Regions from separate parts of the Homo sapiens genome. Here region 1 is linked to region 2. Evidence: chromatin loops called from intact Hi-C (ENCODE). Cell type or tissue: mesothelial cell of epicardium. All regions are shown on one strand. Links, peaks and the distances in the headings refer to the core of each region. The heading gives the core; the rest is flanking DNA.

What was found. Hi-C counts contacts between places; a loop is a spot of excess contacts. Peaks named below come from ENCODE experiments on the same cell type or tissue, not always from the same donor. Only the 100,000 strongest peaks of a DNase experiment are listed, where the experiment ranks them.
Region 1: it touches region 2 in a loop (16-fold over the local background); 5 of 110 quality-filtered maps call a loop at or near these places.

What each region holds. Positions count from the first base shown.
Region 1 is chr10:69,474,832-69,483,514 of GRCh38, forward strand. All of the region lies in intron 1 of TSPAN15 (tetraspanin 15), which reads left to right. Among named protein-coding and RNA genes, the nearest start is that of TSPAN15, 28 kb to the left of the region's middle. RefSeq lists an enhancer at 222-516. In mesothelial cell of epicardium, for the core only: no CTCF peak of the experiment used is centred there; no DNase peak of the experiment used is centred there.
Region 2 is chr10:69,413,327-69,421,936 of GRCh38, forward strand. TACR2 (tachykinin receptor 2) reads right to left here and starts at 3,592. Exons shown (of 5, transcript NM_001057.3): 1 at 2,606-3,592; 2 at 1,619-1,813. The coding sequence starts at 2,997. RefSeq lists enhancers at 3,362-4,096, 4,847-5,141. In mesothelial cell of epicardium, for the core only: a CTCF peak has its summit at 76 (motif pointing left); a DNase peak (open chromatin) is centred at 95.

The DNA of each region.
Region 1 (8,683 bases), core at 684-8,683, 62 kb after region 2:
GTGGCCTGAGCTGGGGACTTCCTGTCTCACTGCCAGGGCCAGACATCCAGGGTGCATCCGGGAGCACTGTCTTCTGCTCTGACTGACCTCTGGCTACTGAGTCAGCGGGGTCTGGGGGGGCCTGGCCGGAGGTCCACCCAGGGCTGAGATCTGGGAAGAAAATCACCAGACACCATTACCCATGTACGCTGGGGACACAGCCTTGGGAGGCAGGCCCGTGGCTCTCTTGGTTCAGACACATGGAAGGTGGGGAGAGAGAGACAGAGAGGTCTGGAGAGTGAGGGAGAAAGAAAACCAGGGGGAGGAGGGTGTTGGGTGGAGATGAAGTTGCTCTTGACTCTCCTTCCCATGGCTGTTTCTGTGGTTCTCCGATTAACCATGAGTCATTCTTATCCTTAAGCCTTGGAAGGCTCTGTTCCAGACTGGGATCATCGCAGAGTTCCTTCTTTGGGCTTACAGGCGTCTGAAGCCATAAACCATTTCTCAGATTTATTCTCCCAGCAGATATATTAGGCCAGTCCCTGTGCTCAGGGAGGGTCCAGTTGCATGAAGTCAAACTCTGTGCATCCTTCAGAGTCCTTCTCTGGTTTCCCCAGGAGGAAGTAATTGCTCTGCATCTTGTCTCAGAATGCCTTGGTCAGTTATTTGTTCTACCGCTTCTACCTGCCTGTCCCCAAACTCTTCCCCAAAACAGCCCAGGGCATGCCATCCCCACTCCCACCCTGTGCTTCATTTGTGGTTGTTCTGGATTAGAAATTCCACTCTCTGCCCTGGCTGGATTGAATAACTGGGGTTTGCAAAACTCCCAGCCTAGCTCCTTCACAGCCTGGAATGTGCTGTGTGCCTGTGGGAGTCTTAAATCAAGTATCTGCAACTATTGCCAACAGGAGGGGTAGCAAAACAGACTGGTGTGCCCACTTTGCTTCCTAGAGAGGTTTGTTTTCCAAAGGCTATGTTTGTCACCTTTGAACTGATGAACCCAAGACGTTAGATGTCTTTCTCCAGCTCAGACACCATGGAAAACTTGAGGGAGGCAATGAGAACTGTTGTTAAAGAAGCCATAATTCTTTAAAGAAACCATAAATTAAGAAGGGATTATTTATTTAATAACATTAATAAAGGGATAATTTACAAATAATAAATATTTATTTATTATTTCTTCACTTAGGAGCAGGAAGACCTGCTAGAGTAGAAATGTCATTTCTCCCCAAACGGATCTATAGATTCATTCTGGTTCCAATCAACGTCCAGTTCAGTTGATTTCCTCCCGAGACTTGAGAAGATGATTCTAAAATGTGTATGGAAGATTCGAGATCTAAGAATATCTAGGACACTTCTGAAGAAGACAGGAAGAAGAGACTTGGCCTACCAGATGGCAAGATGTGTTGTAAAACTGAAGTCATTACAATAAGGAGGTTTGTTTAGGGACAGACAGAATGACCAATGGAAGAGATAGGCAAAAACAGCCCCAGGCATATGTAGAACCTTAGAGTATGACAGTGGGGTCATAGCAGATCAGTGGGGACAGAAGGACTGGTTTGATCAATGTGCTCTGACGTTACCAAAAGTAACAAACAAAGTTGGGCATGGCGGTTCACACCTGTAATCCCAGCACTTTGGGAGGCTGAGATGGGAGGATCGCTTGAGCTCAGGAGATCGAGGCTGCAGTGAGCTATGATCACGCCACTGCACTTCAGCCTGGATGACAGAGTGAGACCCTGTCTCAAAGGGTCTCAAAAAAAAAAAAAAAGTAACAAAAGCAGGCTGTGTCAGAGAATGTCAGGGACTGAGGATTACAATTCACCAGGTTCTCTGTACTTGATGTCCAGTTTTTATAAAGGAAGAAGTCCTGTCCAGAGTCAAGGCAGGGTCGACAGCAAAGTACTAGTGACAAAGACAAGTGAATGCGCCTTTGCTGGCGGCAGGAGGCAGCCTCTGCTGCTTTCTCAAGAGCTGGCTTTGATTTGGGGTTGTGGGGGAGCCCCGTTCCTCAAGCATAAGTAGGGCCAGGTCAGTGGGATGGAGGTTCAGTGTCCCCAGAACTTAGAGTACCGCCTGGTGGTCCTGGAGGTGGGGCCGGTGCTCCCTAGGGGAGACAGAATGGGCCCTTTAGCGGTTTGGATTGGGGGCACTGCCAGGACCTCCTATCCTTGGTCTGTTTTGCTTTCCTTACAGGAAAGGGGAGTGGGACAGCAGGAACCCAGCTGCCCTGGGGATGTGGGAGAGAAGACTGTTTTCTCCCGAGTAAGTTGGTGAATACTTGCTGAGCCTTCCCTAGCTTGTGGCAGGAGGGTTGAAGCATGTGCCTTTTTCTTTTTCTTTGAGACAGAGTCTCACTCTGTCGCCAGGCTGGAGTACAGTGGCACAATCTTGGCTCACTGCAACCTCCGCCTCCCGGGTTCAAGTGATTCTCCTGCCTCAGCCTCCCGAGTAGCTGGGACTACAGGTGCACGCCACCACACCCAGCTAATTTTTGTATATTTAGTAGAGTTGGGGTTTCACCATATTGGGCAGGCTGGTCTCGAACTCCCTTGGCCTCCCAAAATGCTGGGATTACAGACATGAGCCACTGCACCCGGCCACCTTTTTCATAAGGATGGGCTCTACCTTCAGAAAGGAACCTTGTAGGAGTGGTGAGGGGCAGCACCAGCGAGAGATGCTCTAGACTTGTGCTGTCCAAAATGTGGCCACCAGCTACCTGTGGTCGAATTTAACTTAAAGCAAAATAACATGGAAGGTTCAGTTCCTCAGGCACCAGGGCCCCGTTTCAAGAGCTTGCTAGCCACACGTGGCTCGTGGATACCACACTAGGTGTTGGCATCATCTAGGAAGTTCTCAGCACTGCTGCTCCGCTATTGTCGGCTTTGTATTTTGCAAAGGTGTTTCACACCCCTTTCCCCCCAGTTCTTCATAAAAGGCCCATCTGGTAGCCTTAGTGGCTGGCCAGGCAGACGAGTTTTGGTTGTGAATCCTGACTGTCTCATGGGTTCTGTGCTGCTTAGTCTCTTTGAGCCTAGTCTGTAAAACGAGATTAGTTGTTCCTTGGATGTTTGAGGGGGTATGTTGATTAAGGGAGATGAGATGATGCAGGTATGACCCCTGACAGGATAGTGGCAAAGCATAATCACTATAAGAGCCAACAGGCTTTACTGTTTTACAGGTGAAAAATGAGGCCCACAAGCGGGAAGTGACATGGCCAAGGGTACTGAGCTCACCCATGGAGGCCCAGAACTCCTGCCTTCTATGTTGCCTCTGCTGCTCCCGCCAGCACCCTGCTCTGGGACAGGAGAAGCTGGGGCAGCAGTGTGCAGAGCAGGTGGCAGTGTGCAGAGCAGGTGGCAGTGTGCAGAGCAGGTGGCTGTCTGCAGGGTGGGCTTGGTCTGGGGCCAGGCAGGATGGGCCTCGGGACAGAGGGCCTTGGGAAGGGAGGTGCAGGGTTTCTCTGGGCAGGAGGAGGGGGTCCTGCTAGTCCCACTTTATTCAAAACCTCTCTCAAGCCTTGGAGTTTAGCTCTTCCCCACCCCCTTTCAAGCTAGAAAGTCTGAAAAGCGCTTTGTTTTGGTCCAACACGGAGCCCTGGACCTCAAATACTCCATGAGACGGTTGTGGAATGAAGTGGTTCTCAGGGCCTTCCAGGAAATGCGGGCTCTGGCAGGGGGCTCATCCTGATGTTCTGCGCTCTCCCTCTTCCCTGTCACTTTTGTTCAAATTCCTAGAGCCCTCTTCACCTCTCCATGGCAGGAATGATATTTGCTTCCTGTAGACCAGGGGTTCTTTTTTTGTGCCAGGGACCCTTTGGTTCTCTGGGGAAGCCCGTGGATCGATCCTTTTTCAGAACAAGATATTTAAATGCATAAAACGAAATACACACGGATACAAAAGAAACCAGTTATAGTAGGATACAATTATTAACATTTTATACAACCAAATTTTTGATGTAATAATGTGCAACTTTATCAGCGCATTCAATCACAAGATCTAGCAGTGAGCCTAATACTATCATAATTTTGAAGTAATGAGGAATGTAAATGACATTTTAAGATATTCAGAATAATTGTAAAGTGATTTCTACTGGTGACAAAATTGCAGGTGCCGTTAATACTACTTCAGTTTGTTGCCCACATCCCACATGGAAGGGATATTTCAGTTAGAGGTAAACAAAAGTAAAGATGTGGATTTTTCTCCATCTCCAGTTTGAGAGCTCCCTAAATTCCATCCATTGGACCATCAGTTCCAGCCTCTCTTACTCTCCCTTCTCAATAGTCTTCTGGCCCCTTGTGAGCCTATAGAACGTAATACAGGGCCTGGAACACAACAGAGCCTAGTATTTGCCTTTTGGGGGTGAAAATGGGCCTTGCAGGTCCTCGTTAAGTGCAGATTTGCCCCAGCTGTGGTGAGCCAGCCGGCACGGGTGACCAGATGCTTCCTTCAGGAGGCACAGGTGCTGGAATGCCTCACAGAGTCTCCTGCTTCCCAGCAGCTGCCTGGAACTGGGCCTCTCCCTGCACAGGAGGAAGCAGGGTTCCAGGATGCAGAGGACCTTCAGGTCTGGTTCATGCTGGGCCACAGGGCTCCTCTGCAGCCTGTTGAAGATGCCACGTGGTTCACAAAGCCTGGGCTTTTGGGCTTGGCTGTGGGCTGCCAGCAGCACGCACTTTCCCTCTTTGGCCCCAAATGGGCATGGCCGTGTGCCCCCCACCCCCAGCCCTGTTTAGCTGAGGCCATCCTGCTTGACAGATGGGCCATTTGCTTCCTGTTCTAGAGCTGAGTGGCCGGCTGCCTAGTGGAAGGCTATAATTAGCAGAGTGGAGCGGATGGGATTGCATGCTGGCATTGACAGATAATTTTATCCTCAGATGGATAAACTGATGTCATCAGAGATGTAAATATCATTTGGAAATTTTGAAGTTCCTGGGAAGGTTTATGCTGGCCTCTCCCCATGCCCGCTGCTCTTGGGAGCACTTGAATGGGGAGGCCAGAGAGGCCTGTGCTGTATGGGGAGCTGCCTGGGAGTTGCCTGCCAGGCTGCTGGGAGGGTTGGGGTGGCAGCTCCTTCTGCTAGACCAGGAGAAATAGGGCCTAGGATTGCTTGAGGGAGTTCTTGGTTTACATTTGCTTTGGGAGCTTTTCCCATGGGGTTTATGGTCTGGAAATGTCTCAAGGCTAACTAGCAAGGAAATGGCAATGCTTTATAACAGCAGAGAGTGAGATCAGAGCAAGGGGTTTTGTTTTCTGCCAGCAAGGGTGTTCTGGAGTGGGTCCCAGGGCTCTGGGGAGCTTGTAAAAATAGAAGAAGCCACTGACTGCCTTTATGGAGAGGGCTGGGGTCAGTTCTGCTCAGCATTGGGGCCAGTGGCAGCTCTGGTGTTTGGGGGATGGTTTCCAAAGCAGACTACCTTAACTCAGAAGCACAGTCTCAGGCAGGAAGGAGGAATGGGAACAGGATGGGGGCAGGGGAATGGGGAAGGATGTCAGCTGTCCCCATCCTGCCAGGGAAGAAGAAGCATTTTTTTTTTACAACAGGGAACACAGAACTTTCAAAAGTATATCGGGCCAGTTCTGAAAATGTTAAGATACAATAGTTGTGTTCGTTCCACGACAGGGTGAGAATTACGCTTTTCATCAAAATGGAAGATAAAACCCTACCTCTGCTACCTTCCAGTACCCGAGTCCCTGAATATTTTATTCACTCCATGCCTGGACTCTGAAAACTTCCATGCTCTATGGGGTTCTTATTTAACCATGATTCTCTGCTTTGAGGTGGATGAGCCTCAGGGCTCTTTTATTTGTCCAGGTTTAGAGTTTAGTGAGTGATTCCTCATGGGTGGAGTCACTGAGGAAGGGGACTTGGCCTTTTTTTTCTTTTCTTTTCTTCTTCTTTTTTGAGACAGAGTCTTGCTCTGTCACCCAGGCTAGAGTGCAGTGGTGCAATCTCGGCTCACTGCAACCTCTGCCTCCCTGGTTCAGGCGATGCTCCTGCCTCAGCTTCCCAAGTAGCTGGGATTACAGACATGTGCCACCAAGCCCGGCTCATTTTTGTATTTTTAGTAGAGAAGGGGTTTTGCCATGGTGGCCAGGCTGCTCTCGAACTCTTGACCTCAAGTGATCTGCCCACCTCAGCCTCCTAAAGTGCTGGGATTACAGGCGTGAGCCACTGCGCCCGGCCTGGACTTGGCTTTTTAAAGGCTGCTCGCCATTGCTCTCCGAGGACCTGGGGCACTTAGGCTGCCCCCAAACAGTGATTTCTCCATGTTCTGGGTTTTGGAGCATGACTGTGTCTGTCCAGATAGTCTCTGGTTTACCTTTCTCTACCAAAAAGTAGATATTTTTCATGGTCTTCATTTTCCTGTAGAGGATGAGTATGTGTATGTGTGTGTCCTGCCTTCTAAGGCCAACTTGTTAGTAAGTGGCTGATGGCTGAGCTTGTCAGTGTCTTGAGTCCCTGCCGGCCTGTGTGTTGGAAAGGCATCCTTCTAGACTGGGGGGAAAGGTCTCACTAATCCTGGATTAATTTTCAAACCAAGGGGAATGGCACTTAGCCTTGAAACATAGCAGAGTACTGGATCCAAGTGAGATGGTTTCCTGGTAATCCTCTGTTATCCTGTGTTTCTGCATAAGCTCTGTCTGCTTATTTGACTTTTGGCATCCCCGTCACGCATCAAAGCTTAGGAGGAAGCAGTCACTTCCCTTTATTCAGGACTTAGCTCTCTTTAGAAGGAGGTCACGGGCATCTGCTTAAGGACATGATGATCAGTAAGGAGACCCATGAAGTCAGTTTAAGGCTCAGGCAGCCCTGTGAGTGGCTGGAGGGGCGGCCTCCTCGGTGTTTTGCATGGTGACACTGGGGTGGCTATGCTCATGTCACCTCCCGACAACATCTGTCTGTATCATCCCTTCCTTTCCTTGGACCCTAGCTGACAGCACCATGTCTTCCACTTACTCTCCCATGTTGCCTTCAGCTTAGTGGAGAAGTCCAGTTATCTGATGACTTGTCCCTGCCCTCTGGAACATGAGGCCCAGAAAGTCAGAATCCTTGGACAGGCAGGGGACTGGGTAGACAGTGCCTGACTTGAACTCAGAGGGTCTATTGGAAAGCCCAGGTCTTGTTCATTCAGAAGATGTTGATCATAAATGCTGATTCTACTTCCTCAGTGTCAGAATGTCTTGGTGCTGGGGATGTCCGAAGCAATTGAAAAATCCCTCCTGGAGCTTATGTTCTAGTGAGGAAGACAAATTCAAAAAAAAAAAAAACCAACCAGAAATAGTGTAGTATGTTAAATACTGGTAAGTGCAAAGGAGAAAATAAAAAAGAGAAAGGAGATCAGGAGTTTCATGGGGAGGAACTTCCCATCTGTAAATAAAGTGGCCCTGAAGGGCCTCCCTTTGCAGGCGGCAACTGAGCAAAGAAGAGAAGGAGATGGGGGAGTAAGCCATGAGTGTGTCAGGGGAAGAGCATTCCAGGCAGTTGGAACTGCCTGTGCAAAGGCCCTGGGGTGAGCACACATGGCAGTTGACAAGCATCAAGAAGCCTGGGTTCTCCTAGTGGAAAGTTACAGGGTGTTCTGTGACAGCATGTCCACTATTAGAAAAGTTGAGTGAGGGATTCTACTTGCGAATTCCCTCAAAATTCTTCCTGCTCCAACCTTTGGCCTTCTCTGTGGTCATCCTGAAAGTAAATTCCGTGTTATGGTACTGTGTGAAATGTCTGTTGCCCTGAGCACGGGGTGACCTGCCTGTTTAATACGCGTTGTGGCGGCCTCGCACTTCCAGGTTTGTAGTGTTTCCACATTCATTCACTCGCGAAAGCCGTGGTGTGAGCAGTGCAGAAATGAATGTCTTCAAGTCTGTCTTTCAGATGAGAACACAGACTCACATGGTCAAATGCCTGTCCAAGGCCCAGGGTTAGCAAGTAGCAGAGCTGGGGCTCGAACCCATGTTCTCTGACCCTCCAGCCAGTGGCATTTCCCCTAACCCATCTATACTCTCCTCTAAAGTGGCATCTCCAGATTGGGTCTGTAGTAGTCTGCTAGGGCTGCCATAACATCAAGTACCAGACTGAATGGCTTAAACAATAGACATTTATTTTCTCACAGTTCTGGAGGTTAGAAGTCCAAGATCAAGGTGGCAGGGTTGATTTTTTTTTTTTGTTGTTGTTGTTGTTGTTTTTTGTTTTTTGAGACCGAGTCTCGCTCTGTTGCCCAGGCTGGAGTGCAGTGGCACAATCTCGGCTCACTGCAAGCTCCACCTCCTGGGTTCACGCCATTCTCCTGCCTCAGCCTCCCGAATAGCTGGGACTACAGGTGCCCGCCACTATGCCCGGCTGCTTTTTTGTATTTTTAGTAGAGACAGGGTTTCACAGTGTTAGCCATGATGGTCTCGATCTCCTGGCCTCGTGATCTGCCCGCCTCGGCCTCCCAAAGTGCTGGGATTACAGGTGTGAGCCACCGCGCCCGGCCTGCAGGGTTGATTTCTTCCGAGGCTTGTCTCTGGCTTGTAGACGCTGCCTTCTCCCTGCGTGTTCACACAGTCTTCCCTCTGTGAGTGTCTGTGTCATAATCTCTTCCCCTTATAAGGACACCAGTCATATTGGATTAGGGCCACCTTAGTGACCTCATTTTAACTTTAATTAGTTCTTTAAGGGCCCTGTCTCCAAATATAGTCACATTTCGAGGTACTGGGGGTT
Region 2 (8,610 bases), core at 1-8,000:
GCCCACCCCTGCCCGCCTGTTTTTCCCAGTCGCCTGAATCTGGGATGGAACTCGCTGTTCTCAGAGAGCTGGCACGCACAGTGGTCCTGTATGAAGATGGAGAAATACCGACCCCAAGTGGCCGGTCTCAATATGTTCTGCTCTCCACCCTTTGCTGAGCCAGAAAGCCGGGCATTCCCCATATATGGATATCGCCCTCCGTGAGAGGGTGGGGTGCAGGGAGGGGGCAGAGACCCTGGGCAGGGCCTGCCCTCGAGACTCGCCAGTCCCCAGGAACGGCTTCTCAGAAGAATGGCACCTTCCCTATCCCTGAAGCCCACAAGAGCAGCCTTCTCCTGGCAGGTGCTCAGGACAGATGGAGACCAGGCAGGGAGGATGTTGGAGGAGAGGTGTGTTGCCATGGCTACCTGGCAGCCCTCACCTCAGACCATGCACACCCTCATGCTTGGGGCAGCTGGGACTTTGTGGGAAGGATCTGCCACCCCCAGGTGTGTTTTCATGTGTCCCCTATTTAAGCTGCCACATACTGGGTACCAGTTCTGTGCCAGGCATGGTGCTAAGGGCTTCAGGTACACTATCTCATTTATGCTCACAGAGCGAGGTACTATTATGAATCCTCATTTTAGAGAGAGAAAGCCAGAGGTTCAGAGGTTACGTGAGTGTGAGGCATCCTCCGGCCACGTGGGACCAGGCCACGACTTGGGCCTGACTGAGCCCAGAACCCCAGTCGGTTCTTTAGCCTCTACCAAGCAATGGCTCAGTGCCTGGGGACCACAAAGACACATCGTGAGATCCTCAGAAACTGAGGCCGGAATGGAGAAAGGACTCACCCAGGGTCACACAGCAGCTGGGCCATGCCTGAATTCCTCTAACCCTGCCCTCCCTGCCTCCAGCCTGTGATGCCCACCTCAGCAGCCTGAAAATGTCCCAGGCTCCATCATGGACTCGTTCTGCCTCAGTCTCCTGCCGCTTTGTGGCCTGAGCATATAGAGAGTCTCCCCCAGACACACGCCTACACATGTCCCTAACACGTGCCTGTGTGCAAACACATCTACAAATATGCCCACACACTTGCACGTGTACACACAGGCAGAAATGGGTGCCGCATGTTCACGTGACATGTACAGTCACATACACGTGTGCATGCATGCATATCCTTATCTAAGGATGCAAGGGTGCATATTTGAGTAGCAGAGTGGTGAGGAGATTGGGCCCTGGGCAGGATTGCTTAGATTTGAATCCATAGCTGGATTCAAATGACTAGCTGGATTTGAATTACTAGCTGTGTGGTTTTGGGCATGTTACTTAGTTTTTCAGTGCCTCAGTTTCTTCATCTAAAAAATGGTAAGAATAATAATATAATATATATCCCACATAGTTAGGAGAATTAAATGGGTCAATATATGTAAAGTGTGAAAAACAGATCGGCTACATCGTGTGTGTTGCTTACTAAGCATATAGGTATATTCACACAATCCCGTGTACACTCACTCATGTGTACACCCATGCATGCACACCACACATGCATGGACATGGATGCATGCACGCGTGTGTACACACACACACACAGACTCACACACACACACTGTTGCCCTCCACAATCCCCCAGAGGCCTTACAGGAGGAGCGTCTTGCCCCCGCTGTCTTCGGGCCAGGCCACCACGCACTTGGTGGCACCCTGGTCCATGGTGACGGTGGAGTAGAAGCACTGAGGGGAGGCCAGGGCGAGAGCCACCAGCCAGATGCCAGCAATAACCGCCTTGGTGCTGGGAGCTGAAAGCCGAGGCTGGAAGGGGTGGACGATGGCCATGTACCTGTGAGCAGAGGGCAGCTTGAGCGGCAGGGGCCCTCCTGTTAGCCCAGCTCCCTTTCCCCTGTCTCCCTCTCTCCCAACCCAGGCCCACGCCTTCTAGCCATTCCCCGCACTGCTGCCATCTGCTGATATCATAGTATCAGCCGACCTGCAGAGAGCCCGCTGGGTGACTCTCCCACAGCCACACAGCACACTGATGCCTTGGAACCCCGGCCCAGGCACCTCGGCCCACCATTTCCCTCTGGGCATGGACATGCCCGTGGACGGCCACAAGAAAGCCACACTGGAAGCCCATCTCAGGGCAAGATCAAGCATCCAACATTAGCCTGAAGCTCAGCCCTGAGCAGCGTTGGGAAAATAATTGGCCCTATTAGATTGTAACTGCAAGCAAACTTAACATTTTCCCCTCGTGTAATCTATCCGGAATAATAAAAAAAAAACTGTATAAGACATATCTTTGGAGTGAAATAAAGACAACAAAACAAAGATCAACTCCAGGAAAGAACACTTCAGAAGGTCGCTAAAACATTGCCCACTTCCCCTACAGACTTGAACAACCTGTCTAGTGCATCTAGTGCAAAGTCCTTCTCTGTGTCTAACCCTCAGTCTACCTTCTTCAGCTCCACAGTCCCCCTGCCTTCCAGATTCATAGTTTTGGACCATGACCAGATTTGGGAAGCCATTCCCATGGTTCTACCCAAACTTGCTGTGTAATCACAGGCATGTCACCACCCTTATCTGAGCCCCGGCTCAGTGGGGAGGCTCCCCCCAGCTTCCCCAAGGACCCTCTTGCCTGTCGGCAGCAATGGCGGTCATGGAGTAGATGCTGACAAACATGGCTGTGATGGGGAAGAGGTTCTGGAAGTAGCAGAAGGCACGGCCAAAGTACCAGATGTTGTGGCTGGCATAGACAAAGTTGAAGGCGGCATTGAAGGCAGCCATGCAGAGGTCAGCCAGCGCCAGATTGACGATGAAGTAGTTGGTGACTGTGCGCATCCTCCGATGGGCCAGGATGATCCAGATGACGATGGCATTACCCGTCACGGCCACCAGCACCAGGGCCAGGTAGGCTGTGGCCCACAGTGCCAGTTGCCAGCTGGGCATGGAGAAGGCTGTGATGCCCGTGGTGTTGCTCTCAGGGCCAGATGAGATATTGGCTTCAGTCACAATGTCACAGGTCCCCATGGCTGCTTCTGGGTCTGGAACAAAGGACCTGGCTCCTCGGCTCCTCTCGGATTTGCTATGAAAGAGAACTCCCCTTCAGAGCATGGGAATATGGGGGCAGGGAGAGGAGCAGATGCCAAGCGTGGTGGCACATCAGGAGAGCCTGGGGCCACTCCTAGGTCTCAGGCAAAGATGAGCTGGGCTGAGCACAAAGCCCAGTCCAGAACCATTGTCATTTCAGATTCCATCCTTCCGGCCAGACTTCTCGAATATCATGTGGAAACACAGAATTCAAATCACAGTGTCAGAGCAGAAAACACCCTTATAAATCAACCCCTTCGCTGAAGAGATGGAAGACAGAGATTCCAAGAGGGGACGGGACCAGCCCAGGTCACTCAGGAAGTTGGTGACAAGTTAGGACTCGAACCCAGGTTTCTCGTCACGTAATTCAGGAAACCTTCCAGATCAGAGGAATGCACAGCGGGAGTCTCTGGAGTCCACAGGTCAATGGCGCAGCAGCCTCTCTCCAGGCTTTGGGCTGCAAGCCGGGCTGGGTGCTGGGTGCTCAGGGCTCTGCCAGCTGCCAGCCCTCGCTGCAGCTTCCCTGCCGTTCTCTGGGGCAGGGCCAGTGGGGGCCTTGGCAGAGGTGCTGCCTGCTCACGAGGGGGGGCTTTGGCTCCCGCCCCTGGTCCCACCCCCTGCTTGGCCTTGTCTCTTGAAAGATTTAGGACTGGCTGCAGAGGCAGGGAGAGACTTGGGGGAGATGGGGCTGGTACAGAGGGCCCAGCTCTCGGCGGATGTTGACTTTCAGCCCAGGACAGGAGCTACGTCTGAAGAGTGATTCTGAATACAGAAGGAGTTCGAGCCTGGTTTGGTGACTCCAGGCAAGTCTCTTAACCTTTCTGAGCTCTGTCTACCCCATCTGAAAAATATAGAAAAATGGTGTGCATCTTACAGTACATTTGTGAATTTTAAATGGAGATAATGTGCACAAAGTCTACTTAGCACAGGGGTTGGTACATAAAAACTATGATTGGAGTTTCTGGCCCGAAGGGAGGACCCCACAGCTCTGGGCGCTCTAGGAGGAGAAGCCAGAACCCGGAGCGTTTCCAGCGAGTTCCCAGGTGATACTGATGCTGCTGGAGCCAGCACTTCACTTTGAGAACCACTGTCTTAGGACAAAGTCAGGGCTCTTCCGGGAACCACAGCAAAGCTGGAGTTTTAACTCCTGAGAAGCTGCTCTAGGTTTGCCCCAAGATCCCTGCTCCTGGTCATTGACTGTGTGCACGTGTGTGAAGCAGTGAAGATGTTTCTGAGCAACTGTATGTGCGGCTGACGTGTTAAGCTCACACACACGCATGAACCTGTGCACACCTGTGGTGTGTGGACCATGAAGGCAGGGCAGGATTAGCGGGAGTCGGGGGGGCATGTTCTTCATTAAAGCAGAGGAGGCTTCTCATTCACCAGCAACCCACGGCACAGCAGCCTCTGTGCTCCCAGGGCTCTGCCTTGCACCGCCTGGGTTTCTCGTGGCTGGGCCTCGGCCCCCACACTCCCAGTCCATTTTCTGCTTCTCCCTGTGTGTCACTTTCCTGACACCCAGCCCTTGTCTCCCGGGGTGAGCTGAGAAAGACCTTTAAAGGTCTCTAGTGCTGAAAAGATTATGCCACCCATGGAATCCAATATAAAAACAACACTAAACCATAAGTCATGAAACTTAAACATGCTGAAATTGAAAGAGCTTCTTTATGGATTTTTCTGATTATGAACTTCTGGGTAAGTTCATCGACAATCAACACTGAAATTGTATCTATTGTTTGGTCTCCCTGCTGTGCAGATGTGAGGAGCATGTGCTGGGTCGAATGGGAACCCCATCCTTGCCCTTGGGGAGGGAGTGCTTCCTGGGCCCCTACTCCTCCCGTGGGTGTGTGCCTGTGTGCCTGTTTCCTCTCTGGAGTGGCCTGTTTGGACTTTGGACCCTAGCAGAAGGGTCTCTGCCTTTGATCTCTGTTGGTGGCGGCAACAGTAGCAGTACTTTAGGGTTTGCTTCTGTCTCATGCCCATCTGGCCAGGGTCCTAAAGAGCAGAATGTGTAGAAATAAGAATGGAAGCCCAAGACAGCCTGCTCTTTTTGCTGTCCTCCTGCTCCCAGGCAGTGGGAATTTGTTGAGCTTCAGGTGCAAACCCAGTGCAGGGCTGGGATGCCTGAGCGCCTGTCACCAGTCACAGAAGCCCAGCAGAGTTCAAGTTCCTTCCTCCCCACAACATCCCGCCACCTCCACTGTTTATGTAAAGGGGATTATGTTTTGGAGCTTGTACATCTGAGTTTTTATTTTCCCCTTAAATTATCTGCTCTTGCAGCCTTCCAACTATGTGCTATGGTTTGAAGCCTCGTGAAAGGGGAAGATGCGGGCCACCCAGGATGAAGGGGTTCCTGATCAGCTTTGCTGCTTGGCACTGGCCTTCTGAGTCCATAGCTAGACAGCGATCCCGAAGGCCAGTCCTTATTTTATTTTATTATTTTAGATGGAGTCTCACAGTGTCGCCCAGGCTGGAGTGCAATGGCACGATCTTGGCTCACTGCAACCTCCGCCTCCTGGGTTCAAGCGATTCTCCTGCCTCAGCCTCCTAAGTAGCTGGGATTACAGGTGTATGCCACCACACCTGGCTAATTTTTGTATTTTTTTAGTAGACAGGGTTTCACCATGTTGGTCAGGGTGGTCTTGAACTCCTGACCTCAGGTGATCCACCTGCCTCAGCCTCCCAAAGTGCTGGGATTACAGGCATGAGCCACTGCGCCTGGAAGGCCAGTCCTTTTAAAGGAGAAAAAAAAATGCCGGGCACGGTGGCTCACACCTGTAATCGCACACCTGAGCTGATGGTGCCAGTTGCGTGCATCCAGGAAGCAGACCCTGCTGTGTAAGAAACACACCAGCTGTTTCTCAGGGAGCTACCACTGGGGTCAACACTTGGGGCAGCAGACAAGGCAGGAAGCAAGTGTGGCTGAAGCACGGCATCGTGCTGTGGTCCAGGCCTACAATAGCCTTGGTAACCCCATGGGTAATTGGAACTGGGATAGCTTCAGAGTTGCCCCGTGTGGGGCAAAGTTAACCAGGCCTTTATATTTCCACATTGGTCACTGGACGTGGGCCACCCCAAGAAATCATGTGATTGTTGTCAAGGCAGTTGAGGCGAGGCCTGCAGTCGGGGACGCTAAACATGGTGCTGGTACTATATGCCTGCCCGGCAGCTTGAAGGGGGCCTGGGAAGCGCAGGGCAACGTCCACACAGCTAGACAGCAGCCACTCCTTCAGACGGGCGTGCGCTGGCAACTGTGCCTTGCTGGTTGGTGTAATTGTGACCTCTGGGCTAGAGGCTTAAAGACCAGAGTTGGGAGAGGAATGATCTTCCAGGGAGTTTGAGGAAGAAAAGGTGGGAGAGCTGTGGTGTGTGAGAGAAGTGGGTGGGAGAGGAAAGGCGGCTCCAGAAAGCACTGTGGATGAGGCGTTGCTATCAGCGCCTGGGGGATGCTCTTGAGAGTGGCCTATCTCTGTTTGGGAGGCTGCTCTGGGCCCTAGCTTCAGAGGTCACAGACAGCATCGCGGGACACTAGCGCTGAGGGTCACCCTGTCACCAGGGCAATGCTGGGGGTGCCAGGAGGTGGCCGAAGTGAGAGGAGGACGTGGGGTTGGCAAAGGGTCAGCCCCTCTGCTGAAAGGCTCCAGTCCTGTGCCCGGTGGTGGGTCTGACCCTGAGCCGCTGCTCCAGTGATCATCCCAGAGACAGGAGGAAGGATCACATCTGTATTTGCGGGAGCTCCTGGTGGGGCCAAATGAGGACAAGAAGAAGAACACTTTTCATTCTGCTAGATGAATCTGGTTCCATGGACTGTCCTTCATTCCGAGACCATGCCCTTCCTGCTGTTTGAGTTCTTTCATGAAATAATGGGGATGGCGGATGGTAGTTGTTGACCTGGTTTTGCTTTTTCTTTAAAATTCCTTACTTGGTGGAATAAAAAGTCAGTGACCGGTATGGTTCCCTCAATAGGGTTTTTGTTGTTGTTGTTGTTGTTTTTGTTTTGTTTGTTTGTTTTTGAGACAGAGTCTCACTGTGTTGCCCAGGCTGGAGTGCAGTGGCACAATCTTGGCTCACTGTACCCTCCACCTCCCAGGTTCAAGCGATTCTCCTGCCTCAGCCTCCCGAGTAGCTGGGATTACAGGCGCCCACCCCCATGCCCAGCTAATTTTTATATTTTCAGTAGAGACGAGGTTTCACCATGTTGGCCAGGCTGGTCTTGAACTCCTGACTTCAGGTGATCTGCCTGCTTCAGTCTCCCAAAGTGGTGGGATTACAGGCGTAAGCCACCATGCCCGGCCCCCTCAATAGGTTTTTAATATTATATTGGCCCATGAAATTCAAAGACCCAGGAGCCCCTATCTATTTCCTCAATTAGAGAAGAGGAGTGAGGCTGGGTATGGTGGCTCACACCTGTAATCCCAGCACTTTGGGAGGCTGAGGTGGGTGGATCACCTGAAGTCAGGAGTTCGAGACCAGCCTGGCCAACATGGTGAAACCCTGTCTCTACTAAAAATACAAAAATTAGCCAGGTACAGTGGCAAGTGCCTGTAATCCCAGCTACTCGGGAGGCTGAGGCAGGAGAATCACTTGAATGCGGGAGGCGGAGGTTGCAGGGAGCTGAGATGCAGCCACTGCACTCCAGCCTGGGTGACAGATTGAGATTCCATCTCAAAAAAAAAAAAAGAGGTGCAGGAGCTCCCAAGAGGGGCAGGGCGAGGCCTGGTTTCATCACCAGTGAGGTGGGGCTCACGTCCCCTTGTCTTGCCTTTACTGTTCTGTCGGCCTCCACGTCCCGGAGGCCCATCGAAACCACTTCCTTGATCACCTCCTTGTCACACTGATGGCAGGCAAGGCTTCTCAGGTCTTGGATCGCGTCTTGTTTGTTTCCAGTGTCTAGGAGTGGCCAGAACGTTGTCAGTGTCCTATAAAGGTTGGTTGAATAAAAATGATGAATAAAATGTAAAATAATACTCCAGTGAGGGATGGGGAATCTTATGTGTACATTATTTATTTATTTATATCTATGTCTTTGTGATACAGATATGAAAGTTCTAAGTTAATGGTGGGATTTCAAGTGGGCAGGGCCGTATAATGCCTGGCACACTGGTACATGGTAGATGCTCAATAAACATCAAATGAATAAATGAATAACAAATGATGAGTAAAGTCTAAATTATCACCTTGTTAGGGGTGAATGGGTAGCATTTTTATTTTTACAGGCCCTAAAGCTTAAAGTAAGAGAATATTTCTCCATACGTCCTGCAGGGATTTTGTAGCAGGACATCAGAGTCTATAGCACTCCTGGATTTATTTCTCATAGATAGTCCCCTCTTAGTCTGTAAACCAGAGGGCCCCAGGCCGGCCCCTTTAGAAGGTGCGCTCTGTGCCCCCTGCCCCTTGGCCTGGGCATCAGTGGCCCAGAATTTGGGACTTCAGCTGGGAGAGGGAGAGTCGGCCTCTGCCAAAACACGGGCTGCAGCTGACATCTTCTTTAAACACTGAGAGTGTGCTGGGGGCAGCGCCTTGCCCTGAAAGCCTGAAGTTTATCTAGCTGGA